Regions from separate parts of the Homo sapiens genome. Here region 1 is linked to region 2. A link is a contact called in ENCODE Hi-C or POLR2A ChIA-PET data. All regions are on one chromosome and are shown on one strand. The core of a region is the stretch at or near the end of the contact, and the rest is flanking DNA. Distances in the headings are between cores, read along the strand shown. Region 1 holds the start of IGFBP2 (insulin like growth factor binding protein 2). Region 2 holds the start of XRCC5 (X-ray repair cross complementing 5).

What was found. Hi-C counts contacts between places; a loop is a spot of excess contacts on that map. ChIA-PET counts read pairs that join two places held with the same protein, here RNA polymerase II (POLR2A). Pooled maps may share reads with other maps.
Region 1: a map of endothelial cell of umbilical vein shows a loop between it and region 2 (2.4-fold over the local background). The contact joins the promoter of IGFBP2 here to the promoter of XRCC5 in region 2. A Hi-C loop is called at or near these places in 1 of 168 maps with a recorded cell type or tissue (endothelial cell of umbilical vein) and 1 of 50 pooled maps. POLR2A ChIA-PET finds 5 or more read pairs at or near these places in 1 of 52 experiments (GM10248).

The regions. Positions count from the first base shown.
Region 1 is chr2:216,627,725-216,634,669 of GRCh38, reverse strand. IGFBP2 (insulin like growth factor binding protein 2) reads right to left here and starts at 1,250. Exons shown (of 4, transcript NM_000597.3): 1 at 705-1,250. The coding sequence starts at 1,146.
Region 2 is chr2:216,105,250-216,111,669 of GRCh38, reverse strand. XRCC5 (X-ray repair cross complementing 5) reads right to left here and starts at 2,322. Exons shown (of 21, transcript NM_021141.4): 1 at 2,213-2,322. The coding sequence starts at 2,233. RefSeq lists an enhancer at 1,977-2,598.

The sequences.
Region 1 (6,945 bases), core at 1-2,500, 520 kb before region 2:
CGGCGATCGGGCTTAAGTTACATTGATTCAGCTGCTAGGAGACCCCTCGCCTACCAAATGCCTCCCTTTTATTTTTCCATTCAACGTGGTAGCAAGAGCCCTGCTCGTTCCCTATGGAGAAATAGTAGTGGTGGTTTTCATTTTTCTCCTAAGCGACTCATCCTACAAAGTACCAAGTCCTTTCTTTCCAACTCACAACCCCAGTAGAAGGAAGGGCCCCTTGGGACGCCGGTGCCTCCTCCTAGCTCCCTCTCCTCTTCCAAGGTTCCTGGTGTCACTGGCACCCCGCAGCCTCCGCCTCCCAGCAGCGATCCCACCAGGACCCTTGGGTCCTCAAGCAGTGCCCCAAATAAGATTCGAGTTCCTACTCCCATGGATCTGACCACCGGCCCCCTTCTCAGCAAATCCCTCCTCCAGAATAGAAGTCTGGGTCCGTTCCACGCGGGTAAAACTATGGCAGCAGGGATGCCTTTCCTCTCCCCATTCATCCCCACCAAATGAGTCGCCAGGGCTCTTCCACTTGCTCTAACTCCAGTTCCCCTCCCCGGGCCTGACTTCCGCGTCCCGCTAGCAACAGTCCCCCTTGATTTGGTCCAAGGTCTCGGCTCTGCCGCCCCTAAAACCGTCCGTAAGGTCCAGCCGCCCGTCGGGCTTCTCCGCTGCCCTCCAAGTTTCTCCCAACTACTTGTTCCAGACCGCGTTACCTGCAACCTGCTCCGGGCTGGCGCCATACTCGGCGTCCCGGCGCTTCTCACAAGTGCCCTCGCCCATGACCAGCGCCTGCAGGGGCAGCTCGGAGCCCGGGTGGGGATAGCAGCGCAGCCCCTGGCCGCAGCGCGGGGTGTAGACGCCGCACGCCTCGCCCTCCAGCCGGGCGCACACCGAGCAGCAGCCGCAGCCCGGCTCCCGGACGAGCTCCGCGCATGGCATGCGGGCGCCTCCGGCCACTGCGGCCACCGCGGCGGGCGGCGCAACCGGCGGGGGCCCGCAGGCGGCCAGGCGCTCGGGTGTGCAGGGCGGGCAGCGGAACAGCACCTCCGCGCGCGCCCCGCCGCCGCCGCCACTCGCGCCCAGTAGCAGCAGCAGCAGCGGCAGCAGCGGCGGCGGCGGCAGCGGCAGCGCGGGGCAGCCCACTCTCGGCAGCATGCTGGCGGTCGGCAGCGCGGCGCGGCGGGCGAGCGAGCGAGCGGGCGGGCGGGCAGGTGGCACGGCCCTGCGAGCGCGGGAGCCGCCTCCTCCGCTTCTTCCTCCTCCCTCGCCGCCGCAGCCGGGTCCTAAAGGGCCGGCTTCTCCCCGCCCCCTGCCTTCTCCCCTCCCCCTTTTGGAGACCACTCCCTTCCCCCCCGACACTCCCTCGCGCCGGCAAGTGAGTGCGCGCACGCCCGCTCGCCCACCTCCGCGTTGGCTGCGGGCTCTGGGGGTTCCCTGCTCTTCCCGGGCCCCGTCCCTCCGCACTCTTCTGGCCTGACTATGACTCCTGAAGGAGAATACGGATAACTCGCGGGTTTGGGTAGGACCGGCGTGGCGGTGGAGAAGAGCGCGTGCTTTTGTCTGCTCTCAGTTCAGTTCGCGAGGACTTCGTTTGCGCGCTTCCCCTGTGGCCGGCACTGGGCTAACCGCTGGGGAACACAAAAGACATAAGGCTCCGTTTTGACCTTCAAGTAGATTTCAGTCGGCTCATACCAACTCCTTCCATCCTGGGGTATCACCCACCACTGACACGTGGCTTGGAACAATGACTTCTTGTTGGGTGGGTCCTGCGGAGTTTCAGACCCGTCTAGACCAAGCTAGACCCAAACAGCCCCGAATGGTCTTAGTGACTATTGCAGTTTTCCAAACCTGGGAGCTCGTGACTACAACCTATGAGAACCCTAAGTGCCCCGCAAAACCTGCCCCCTTCGTCTGCAGACCCCCTCCCTTCTCCGCCCGCTAAAATAATCCCTTAGCACCCTGGGCCCCCACCTACAAATCTCGAGGCACTTGTTGCAGGACAGATCCCAGAACACTCAGTTGCAGGGGTCTTGGAGAGGTCAGATCAGCTCTCCAGGTGTGACAGACCCGCTCTGGGGTAAGGCCATTTATGGCTGTCTTCAATAATGCAGATGGACAAGCATGACCTCCTTTCATTGTTCTGTTTGATTTACTGAGTCATCTACCCAAGCTGCCCCCAACCCCCATCATTCCAGGCTGGACTCAGCCATAATCAACCATCTCCTGGGGTGTGACCCTAACAAAGACCCCTGTCAGAGAGATTCCTTGGGTGACAGGTGGACCATTAAGCTGCCTCCACCGCAGGTTTCATCTCCCTATACCTCAGCGCCCCTCTTCCCCCCAGACCCCTCCACTCTGGCTCTTTCTGACTTCAAGGCTCAGAGCCTGTTTGATTCAGTTCAACAGCTAGTTAACCCAATGGCCACCTGGCTCTGAAGGTGACCTAGATGCCTCCAGGAAGGCAAGTACCTGGTCTTAAGACGCCAAGCTGGGAAGAGTTATCGGGAAAGACTTTGGTAAGATAAAAAATAAATAAATAAATGTTTATCAGAGGCTTTGAAGAAAAGAAATATTTTGGTAGAGAGGTGATGTGGTGGTTGAGGAAAGGGGAGTTTCTTGGGTGAGTCGGAGCTGAAATTGAAGCTTGTAATTCTACCAGAGGAAATGGGCGGTTAGCAAGGGCACAGGCAGAGGGACCACCTGAAGCAAAAACACAGAAATGGGGCCGGGCGCGGTGGCTCACACCTGTAATTCCAGCACTTTGGGAGGCCGAGGCAGGTGGATCACCTGAGATCAGGAGTTCAAGACCAGCCTGGCCAACCGTGGCCAACATGGTGAAATCCCATCTCTACTAAAAATACAAAAAATAGCCAGGCACGGTGATGCACGCCTGTAGTCCCAGCAACTTGGGAGGCTGAGGCAGGAGAATCGCTTGAACCCAGGAGGTGGAAGTTGCAGTGAGCCAAGATCGCACCACTGCACTCCAGCCTGGGTGACAGAGTAAGAATCAGTCTCAAAACACACACACACACACACACACACACACACAGAGAGAGAGAGAGAGAGAGAGAGAGAGAGAGAGAGAGAGAGAAATGGGAAAATGAGTTTGGGGATCAGAAAGTCCACTTCAGCCAGAGTGCAGGATGCTTGCAGAGAGCAGCAGGGGAGGCAGGAAATCCAGTTGACTGTGGCGCTTTGGCTTAATATGCTGGGCAGTAAGGATACAGCATCCATGTTTGAGCAGAGGAAGAGATGGACAGAGCTGGACTTCTGGAAATCATTAGCACTATGTAGAGTGCCGATCTGAAAAAAAAGTAAAAAAAAAAAAAAATCGTTAGCACTATGTAGGGTGCCGATCTGAAAAAAAAAAAAAAAAGAAGTAAAAAGCACTATGTACAGTGCCAATCTAAAAAAAATAAAAATAAGACACAGGAAGGATCATGGTCATTCCACCTTCATTCTCCCTGGTGTCTCCTGCCTGCTTTGTAACGTGTTTCTGTTGGTCCCACCCACTGAGCTCCTACAGAGTAGGCACAGGGTCTAGCACAACGCTGTCCAATAGAAATCTACTGCAAATCGCAAACGTGAGCACATGTGCAATTGTAAATTTCTAGTAGCCATATTAAAATATAGTAAAAAGAAATAGATGACATTTATTTTAATAATATTCTTAATTTGGCGGTATATCCAAAATACTATCATTTCAATGGGTAATCAACACTAAAATTAATGAGAGAGTTAACATTCCTTTTCTTATACTAAATCCTCAAGTTCTGATGTGTATGCTATACAGCACATTTCAGTTTGAAGTAGCCAAAATTCAAATGTTTGATAGCCATGTGTGGCTAGGTAGCTATCAAATTGGACAGCCCACAGGTCTAAATACTGCCTGGCACCAGGTAAGCACTCAATAAATATTTGTTGAGTGAATGAAAAGTACAGTCTCTCAAAATATTCCTGGCAGGGCCCCTCATTCTCTTTCTGTCTTAATTGCAATGCCCAGGAGCTGGGAATGAAAGGCTGTGATGAGTCTATTAAGAGGCTAAGAGTGGCATTGATTCATTCATTCCCATGCAGCTACTCACTTATCTTTTGGGATTCATTCTCTTTCCACCTCCTTTTAAAGTTCTTGATCTTTCAGCCAAGAGCAGTGGAGATGAGCAGGCAAAGTGATGCTGACTTGACAAATGCAAAGTACTCAATGATATTTCACTTTCTAATGAGCCTGAAGGCCACACCCAATTCTTTTCTCCTAGTTCCCAGGTTAATGGCCAATTTTACCCTTCCCCACCCTAAATACACGCAAACACATAACAAAATAATCCCATATTTTTAAGGCTTTTCCTAACCTCTCCTGAGCCTCACTCAGAATCCCACTCCCCAAAGGCCAGCTGCTACAGAGGCTTGAATCACAGAGCATCCTCAATCCATTGAAGCCTAGAGAAGTAGGGGGACTCAGCCCAGAACCCAGAGCTGGTTACTGGCTGGCCTACAACTTAACCATTTTGCTTATTACTGTAGGCCCAGGGCTAGAACGGTGCCTGCACAGAGATACTCAAAGAATATTTGTTGAGTGAATCCAGGTTCTCCGCTTGTTGTCTCTGGCTTTGCCCATCCCATTGTTCCTGGAGCATTCTTCACTTTAGATTTCTCATGAGTCCTCTGCAAAGGTATGTCCTCAGGCTTGAGAGCCTGTCTGTGCCCAGCAGTGAGGATTGGTTGAGAGATGGGGACAGGCTAAGACTGGTTTTCTCCCTTCCCCTTAATCCCTGCCTTTTTCCATCTCAACCACGTTTTATAAACCCCACCCTTACATGGTTTACCGTAACTAGGTACCACCTGTACTATTATTTACATAATTTTTTTAAAGTAAGGCAATTCACTCTTTTTTTTTTTTGCTTACGATCATTTTTAAAAGAAATTGTATATCACTACCATAAATGGAAATGTAGTATTGATGGCCATCTATAGATGGTAACCATAAAACACAATGAAAACAAGACAATGTTATTTGATTCGAGCTGGATACTGTTGCCTGCTGAAGCTTCTGAAGCTGGCACACTCTTCCCAAGTTAAGAAAGATGAGACAATTTAGAAGAAGCATTCAAGTTAAGTCAAACCCAAGCTGAGATTTTCTCCACTAAGTCATCAGGAGAGGAATGTTTTTTAAAAATATTTTATTGAAATATACATGCAAAAAAAAGTAGATAAACCAGATAAATATCCACAAATTGACCGCACCGTATAACCAGCTCCCAGATCAAGAAGAACATTGGCCAGGCACAGTGGCTTACGCCTGTAATCTCAACACTTTGGGTGGCTGATGCAAGAAGATCACTGGAGCCCAAGAGTTCAAGACCAGCCTAGGCAATATGGTGAAACCCCGTCTCTACAAAAAATAAAAAAATAAGCCAGGTGTTGCGCATGCCTGTAGTCGCATGCCTGTAGTCGCAGCTACTCAGGAGGCTGAGGTGGGAAAATCATTTGAGCCCAGGAGGTAGAGGCTGCAGTGAGCTGTAATTATGCCACTGCACTCCAGCCTGGATGACAGAGTGAAATGCTGTGTAAATAAATAAATAATAAAGAAAAGAACGTTGACAGCATATGGAAAACCTTTCATGCCCCTACTGGTTATTATCCCCATGCTCTGCAAGGGTAAACATTGTCCTGACTTCTGCTGGCGTGGATGAGTTTTCACATAAATGAAAACTTACAATAAGCAGTTGTTTTTGTTTTTTTGTTTTTTGGAGACAGAGTCTCGCTCTGTTGCCCAGGCTGTAGTGCAATGGTGTGATCTCAACTCCCTGTAACCTCCACCTCCCAGGCTCAAGCGATTCTCCTGCCTGAGCTTCCAGAGTAGCTAGGATTACAAGTGTCCACCATCATGCCTGGCTAATTGTTGTATTTTTCGTATGGAACCAAAAAACAGTGCAAATAGACAAAGCAATCCTAAGCAAAAAGAACAGAGTCAGAGGCATCACATTACCTGACTTCAAACTATACTATAAGGCTACAGGAACAAAAACAGCATGACATTGGTACAAAAACAGACACATAGACCAATGGAACAGAATAGAGAACCCAGACATAATGTTACAAAGTTGAGAAAATAAGCAATGGGGAAAGTACCTAGTCAATAAATAGTGCTGGGATAGCTTGCTAGCCATATGCAGAAGAAAGAAACTGGACCCCTACCTCTCACCATATACAAAACTGAACTCAAGATGGATTAAAGATTTAAGTGTAAGACCTCAAACTATAAGAATTATAGAAGAAAACCTAGGAAACACCATTCTGGACATCATCCTTGGGAAAGAATTTGTGACTAAGGCCTCAAAAGCAATAGCAACAAAAACAAAAATTGACAAGTGGGACCTAATTAAACTAAAAAGCTTGTGCACAGCAAAATAATCTATCAGCAGAGTAACAGACAACCTACAGAATGGGAGAAAATATTTGCAAACTATGCATCTGATAAAAGTTTAATATCCAGAAACAATTCAACAAGGAAAAAAGCAAATAACCCCATTAAAAAGTGGGCAAAGCCACTTCTCAAAAGAAGACAGACAAGTGGCCAATAAACATATGAAAAAATGCTTAACAACACTAATCATCAGAGAAATGCAAATCAAAACCATAATGAGATACCATCTCACACTAGTCAGAATAGCTATTATTAAAAAGTCAAAAAACAACAGATGTTGGCAGGGCTGCAGAGGAAAGGGAACGCTTATACACTGTTGGTGGGAATGTAAATTAGTTCAGCTACTGTAGAAAGCAGTTTGGAGATTTCACAGGGTACTCAGAACTATCACATTACTCGGTATATAGCTAAAAGAAAATAAATTATCTTACTAAAAAAGACACATGTGCTCATATGTTCACTGCAGCACTATTCACCATAGCAAAGACATGGAGTCAACCTAGGTGCCCATCAATGGTGGACTGAATAAA
Region 2 (6,420 bases), core at 1,073-3,572:
AATGAACATGAAATGAGCAGCTTAGGGAAGAATCTGAAGAATACATGATGTAAAGAACAGTTGGAAATAACTAGATATTTAAGTCAGATGAGAAGATTAAAGGGAACATAACAGTTTTCCTCCCCACCATTTTTTTTTCCTTTTTTTTGAGACATGGTCTCACTGTCACCCAGGCTGGAGTACAGTGGCATGATCATGGCTCACTACTGCCTCCATCTCCCGGGCTCAAGTGATCCCGCTACCTCAGCCTTCCAAATAGCTGGGACCACAGTTGCACCCCACCATGCCCAGCTAATTCTTAAATTTTTTTTGTAGAGTTGGGGTCTCACTGTGTTGCCCAGGCTGGTCTCAAACTCCTTGGCTTAAGCAATCCTCCCACCTCCGCCTCCCAAAGTGCTAGGATTACAGGTATAGGCCACCGTGTCTGGCCTCCCCCCAGATATTTGACAACTGTTGTATAAAAGGATTGGTCTGCCAAGAAAGACAACGGGATCAACAGATGGAAGTTACAGGGAGACTGATGCGACTCCATACGAGGGATAAAAAATAACATTTAGAAGTGATCAATAAAGAAACTACTCTTTTTTAAGTGATCTCTTGACCCTAGAAATGTTTTAAAAACCTGAATGAATTCCTATCAGGGAAGTTATAGATGATTTCTAAATGTGGTTATATCTCAGGCAACACATGAAAAGAAAAGATTATTTTTCACTAGTTTACAAACAACACAATGCACTAAGAGATTTCTGAAGTAAAATTAGATTATTTGAAAAAAAAAACGTGCTAATAAACCACAAAATTCCTTTGAGAACAGTAAAATGCACATCCCAGTTTCAATGCCTGGGGCATGATAACCTAAAAAAACTTAAGAGTCACAAAATATGCTGCTGCACTTATTTGATACACACCCACAAAAGCTACTTTTAAACCAGAAAACTCTAGAGGACTAAAGCACTTTTGTCATGAATTAGGTATCCAGTAAGTGCCATCAAAGGGTTTCAAATATGGAACTTATTGTCTGGAAGCAGAATGGTCTATATTTCTGAGTTCCTATCTGGCAGCAGTAAGAAAACTGAGAAAGAGAAACCGGGTAGCATAGCAACTCTTCATTTCTATACCGAAGCAATACAGGCTGTTAGAATTTTACTTCCAGTTCATCTGCAACAAACAGCTCCTCCACTAGAGCTACAAAGTTTTCAGCAGCTGAAAGAGGACGAAAAAAGGAGGTGAGTGGCATTATTAAAAGTTCATGATCGTTTTAATCAACATTTCTCAATGAGGAGTTGAGGGAACTAGGGATCAGTTGCTCAAACTCGTATCTTGTTTATCTGTATTGAATAAATTCATTAATCCCTGGAACCACATCTCCCTCTAGTGACCCTTCAGAGACAACTACCACTCTTTTATGTTGAAAAAAAAAAATCACTTTAAAATTCATTGTAATTTCTGTTACTGATCTGGGACACCAATGGTCATAGATTTCTAGCAACACAGGGGTTCTCCAGGGCCCTGAAACCAGACAGCTTGGATTCAAATCCGGATTTCACCAGGAAAAGCCCACAGTTCTTTATTCCTCGGTTTTCCCACTTGCAAAATGGGGATAAATAGTTTTCACTTCAAGGGGTTGTGAAGATTAAATGAGATAAGAATAAAAGGTTTAGATCCGTCCCTCACAGAGTGGGCTTTCAATAAATGCGGGATACTACGTTATTATAAAGCTAATAATACGACGCTTTACAGTTTAAGTTATTTTAGTCACAGATAGTCCCTCTCTTAAGTTTTACAACAAGCCCTGTGGGATAGTTGCTTTATCACAGCTAATTTTCATTCTCATAGAGATCTTAAGAACCCAGGCTCGGAAGTAATAGAGGAAGTGGGGCTAGGGAGTGGAATGGGATAAAGAGAGAGAGAGGGGAGGCGGGTGGGGAGGCAGGTGAGACAAAGAGCAGGTAGAGAGGGAGAAGAGGGATGGGATGGGTGGGTAATGGAAGAGGTGGAGTCAGCGAGGCTCAAATTCAGGTCTTGGAGCCCCAAATCTCCAGCTTTTCTCATAGCGCATCCCTCGGTCCCGGCCCTCCTGACTGAGCCCACCACCATGATCTTCTCTTGCCCCATTCTTTGTCTTGACCGCGATCCCACGATTCCTGCTTCCGAACCACCCTCTCCGGATCCCCAGTCCGGGTAAAGCCCAAGTCCATGGCTTTCTTTATACCTTATTCCCCGACCGCACCATGTTGCCGGTCCTCAGGCGCTTTGGTCGCTTCTTCCGGGCGGGAACCTGCCGTGTCGCAACTCGCTTCCGGTGGACAAGCGGCAGATAGCGGAAAGAGCCGCTTCGTTTCCTGCTAGGCCTGAAAGGGGCGGGGAAACCGTGCCCCGGAACTCTGAGCATGCGCAGATTCCCGCCGAGCTTGCGCAGATTCCCGCCGAGCTCGCGCAGATTCCGGCCGAGCATGCGCAGATTCTCTCCGAGCATGCGCAGATTCCCGCCGAGCATGCGCAGATTCCCGCCGAGCATGCGCACATTCTCTCCATTCCGCCGTAGTCGGGAGCGTGTGGTGTTTGAGCCGCCTGAAACGCTAGTACGACAGATTTACTTAAAGATTCACTTAATCACTTAAAGATTCACGTCCCTTTTCTCTCATTGAGAATAACACCTAAGGCATTTTGTGTCAGAGCTCTGGAGTTAGATTTCTTTTCTTTTTTTTACTTTTTTAAAAAATCTTTTTTCCTTTAATTTCATTTTTTCATTTATTTTTTATAACTTTTGATTTTTTTTTTTCTCATCACTTGTGGGTTTTTTTCTACTTTTTATTTTTGGTTATTGTGGAGTTAGATTTTCTTGAGTATGAGTATGAATGCAGAAAGTCACTTAACTTCTCTAAAAGACTCAGTTTCTTCTAAAAAGTGATAATGAAACACTTCACCGATGTGATAACCTTAGAGCCAACTGGGGAAGAAGAGTAGGACGTCCCCAGGAGCACAAAAGTAGAAGGGAGATTCTACTCTGCAGAGAAAATGGGATGCACAAACGCCTGGAGGCATGAGACTTTATCTGCTAAGGCTCTCCCAGTAGTTAGCAGTGGCTCCAGCTTGGAAGGGAGGAGTCAAGGTTTAATTTAGAAGACAAGTCTAGGGAGATATAGAAATAGCAGCTGTCATCACAGTGCTTTACTTGATCACGAGCCCTTTGTCCAGCCCGCATCCCCTACCCCTTTGAGGGAGGCAGGCCCAAGCAGTACCTTGCATAGAAATGACTGCTTTCTATACCATATGACCCCCAGCTGACAGGTGGCTGGACGAAGGGTCTGGCAACCTGCAAAGTGTCTGCAAACCTCTGCCCAAACTGAGAAAATCAAGTCCAATCAATATTCTCTCCTGCTTGAAAATTGTTTCTGGGAAAAGCAAGAATTGAAGCTGAAAAGATGTGGAGAATCTATGAGCCAAAATTATAAATACATTGAAGCCTCTAGAATGTAGAGTCAGACATATTCAGAGGTGCTCATAGAGCCCAGGAGGTTCTTCCAGCTTTTGATTCAAACTCAAGGAGTTACTTAAAAGCTGAAATATTATTTTTAATAATACTTTAAAGGAACAGCAGCGCCCTGGCCGCTCAGCTTTGCGCGGGCTGCAGCAGGCAGGCAGGCAGGCACGGACACTCGCCCTTCCCTGCGGGTAAGATTTCCAAGAGAAAGATCAGCTCGGCAGAAGGGGCGGGGAAGATCTGTGAGGTTGTCAGCTAAATCTCCTCCAGCAAAGGTGGAAACGAAGCCCAGCGGAGGCAGCAGGACAGCATAAATTTTCAGACAAAGAAGCAAACAAGGAAAAATGGGAGCAAAGGGCAAACAGGCCAAGTGGCTATCCGGGAAACAAAAGATTTATCTGTGGAAAGCGGAGAAACTGAAACAAGGAGAGTCCAGCCTCTGGTGAAGCAGGACAGAAAGAAGCCAAATCTGATTAGTATCACATACCATATCTTGTCAGTGGTCCTTGTCTCCCTTCTTGTACGATCCAGAGCTAGAGAGAGAGAGAAAAGGAAAGAAACAGACAGGGTGTCGCTCGGCCGAGGCTGGAGTCCAGTAGCACAATCATAGCTCTCTGCACCCTGGAACCCCTGGGCTCAAGCGATTCACTTACCTCAGCCTCCCAGGTAGCTGGGACCACAGGTGTGTGCCACCAAGCCCAGCTAATTTTTGTGGGGTTTCTGTGTGTGTGTGGAGGCGGGGTCTTCCTATGTTGCCCAGCCTGGTCTTGAACTCCTGGGATCAAGCGATCCTCCCGCTTCAGCCTCCCAAAGTGCTGGGATGACAGGTGTGAGCAACTGCACTTGGCCTCAGAGGAATATTTTTATCAACTATTTTGATAAGGAATATTTTTATCAACTATTTTTAAATGCAAGTTTTTTAGTAGCTGTAGAAACTTTTTTTTTTTTTTTTTTTTTTGAGACAGAGTTTCCCTCTTGTTGCCCAGGCTGGAGTGTAGTGGCGCGAATTCTGCTTACGGCAACCTCCGCCTGCCGGGTTCAAGCGATTCTCCTGCTTCAGCCTCCCAAGTAGCTGGGATTACAGGCATGTGCCACCACACCCAGCTAATTTTGTATTTTTAGTAGAGATGGGGTTTCTCCATCTTGGTCAGGCTGGTCTCGAACTCCCGACCTCAGGTAATCCGCCCACCTTGACCTCCCAAAGTACTGGGATTACAGGCGTGAGCCTGTGCCTGGCTGAAACATTTTTAGGAAGGAGGGAATCCCACTTTATCCCATTTTTAAAGTGTAGCTTTTAAAAGGTGAAATAATTCACTTGTTTGTTGTTTGGTACAACCAGGAAACACTGAAATAGTGAATAATGGGAGGCTTTCACTGTCTTCGAAGTCAGTTTAACATTCCCTAGGGAGAGGGTATTTTATTTCCTACAGTACAGCGCATACTAAATGGCAATATAGAGCCACAGTCATGCATTTAATGTGTCTTGAAAATTTTAAATTACTTTTATTTTCATGGGTTTTTTTAGTAGAATTGTTTCCTGAAGAAAACCACTCCTTGGTCACGTTGCTATCCGTGTCAAAATTGTGTGCAGTCTGTAACATCTTTGGTTGTGCTAGTCCCATTTTCCTGATAACTTTGTTAATGTGCTTTGAAAGACTGAAAATTTGAGTGGGTAGAGTATATGATATTAAATTGTGAATTGGTGGGACTTATGTAACAACTTATCAGCATGTGGAGATAATGTACCCTGATACCCTCTTTTTTTTTGAGAACAGTCTCACTCTGCGCCCAGGCTGGAGTGCAGTGGCACGATCTCGGCTCACTACAAACCTCCGCCGCTCCCACCCGCCACCAGGCTCAAGCGATTTTCCTGCGTCAGCCTACCAAGTAGCTGGGATTATAGGCACCCACCACTGTGCCGGCTAATTTTTGTATTTTTAGTAGAGACGGGATTTTGCCATGTTGGCCAGGCTGGTCTCGAACTCCTGACCTCAGGTGATCCGCCCACCTCAGCCTCCCAAAGTGCTGGGATTACAGATGTGATCCACCGCGCTCAGCCTAAAAAATATTTTTAATAAGACTGGTAAAGAGAATTACTGGAGACTCAGTACAGTGAAGGAAATTTGCATGCTTTATGTCCATGTTTTTATCTTGTATATGGTCTCTATTTTTCCTCTTCCTTTCTCTCTCTCTCTCCCTTCCTCCTTCCCTCCCTCCCTCTTGCTTTTCCCCTTCCTCTTCCTCCTGCTCCTCCTCCTCCCCCTTCTTCTCCTTCTCCCTGTCCCCACTCTCTGTCTTCCATACACCCTTCAGTACAGGTCTGTTTCTTGGAAGAAATAAAAGAGGTTCTAGTAGCTGTGCTTGTTTGCATCTCAGCTGTTTTTATAGAAGTCTTTAGAACCAGCCACCTCTGTGCAGCTAGGCATCTGTGACGCTGAAAAGGGATATGGACTTTAAGCATTGCTTCCCCTGGCAAAGGGCCTTCATTAATCAAGGGTCAAGGGATAAACATTATTAATGATGTGACAGCATATATGGCTACTCCCTTCCTCCTCCACAACAAAAGGATTCTGGCTTTGTTCGTTCTGTTTCTGTCAGTGCAAGGTCCTTTTGGATTTAAATGATACAGAATTGGGAATAAAGGGGGACAGGAGGTTGATGGGCTATGACTAGTGGTGGTGATGGTATGTGTGTTGGGGGACAGAAGGGGGAGTTAGAGAGAAATGTGTAAAAGCCACTGTGGCATATGAGGGAAATAAATGGGATAGGAAAGGGGGAATGGCAAAATGTCATTTTGGTGATGCGTGTGAGCCATGCCTCTCAGCATTCACACCCTTATGTAGTTCCTTCCCCGTGAATCTGGACAGGCCTCATGACCTGCTATAACCAGTAAAATGTGTAGGCATTTACAGAACAGTAGGTAGTTCTGGGCTGAA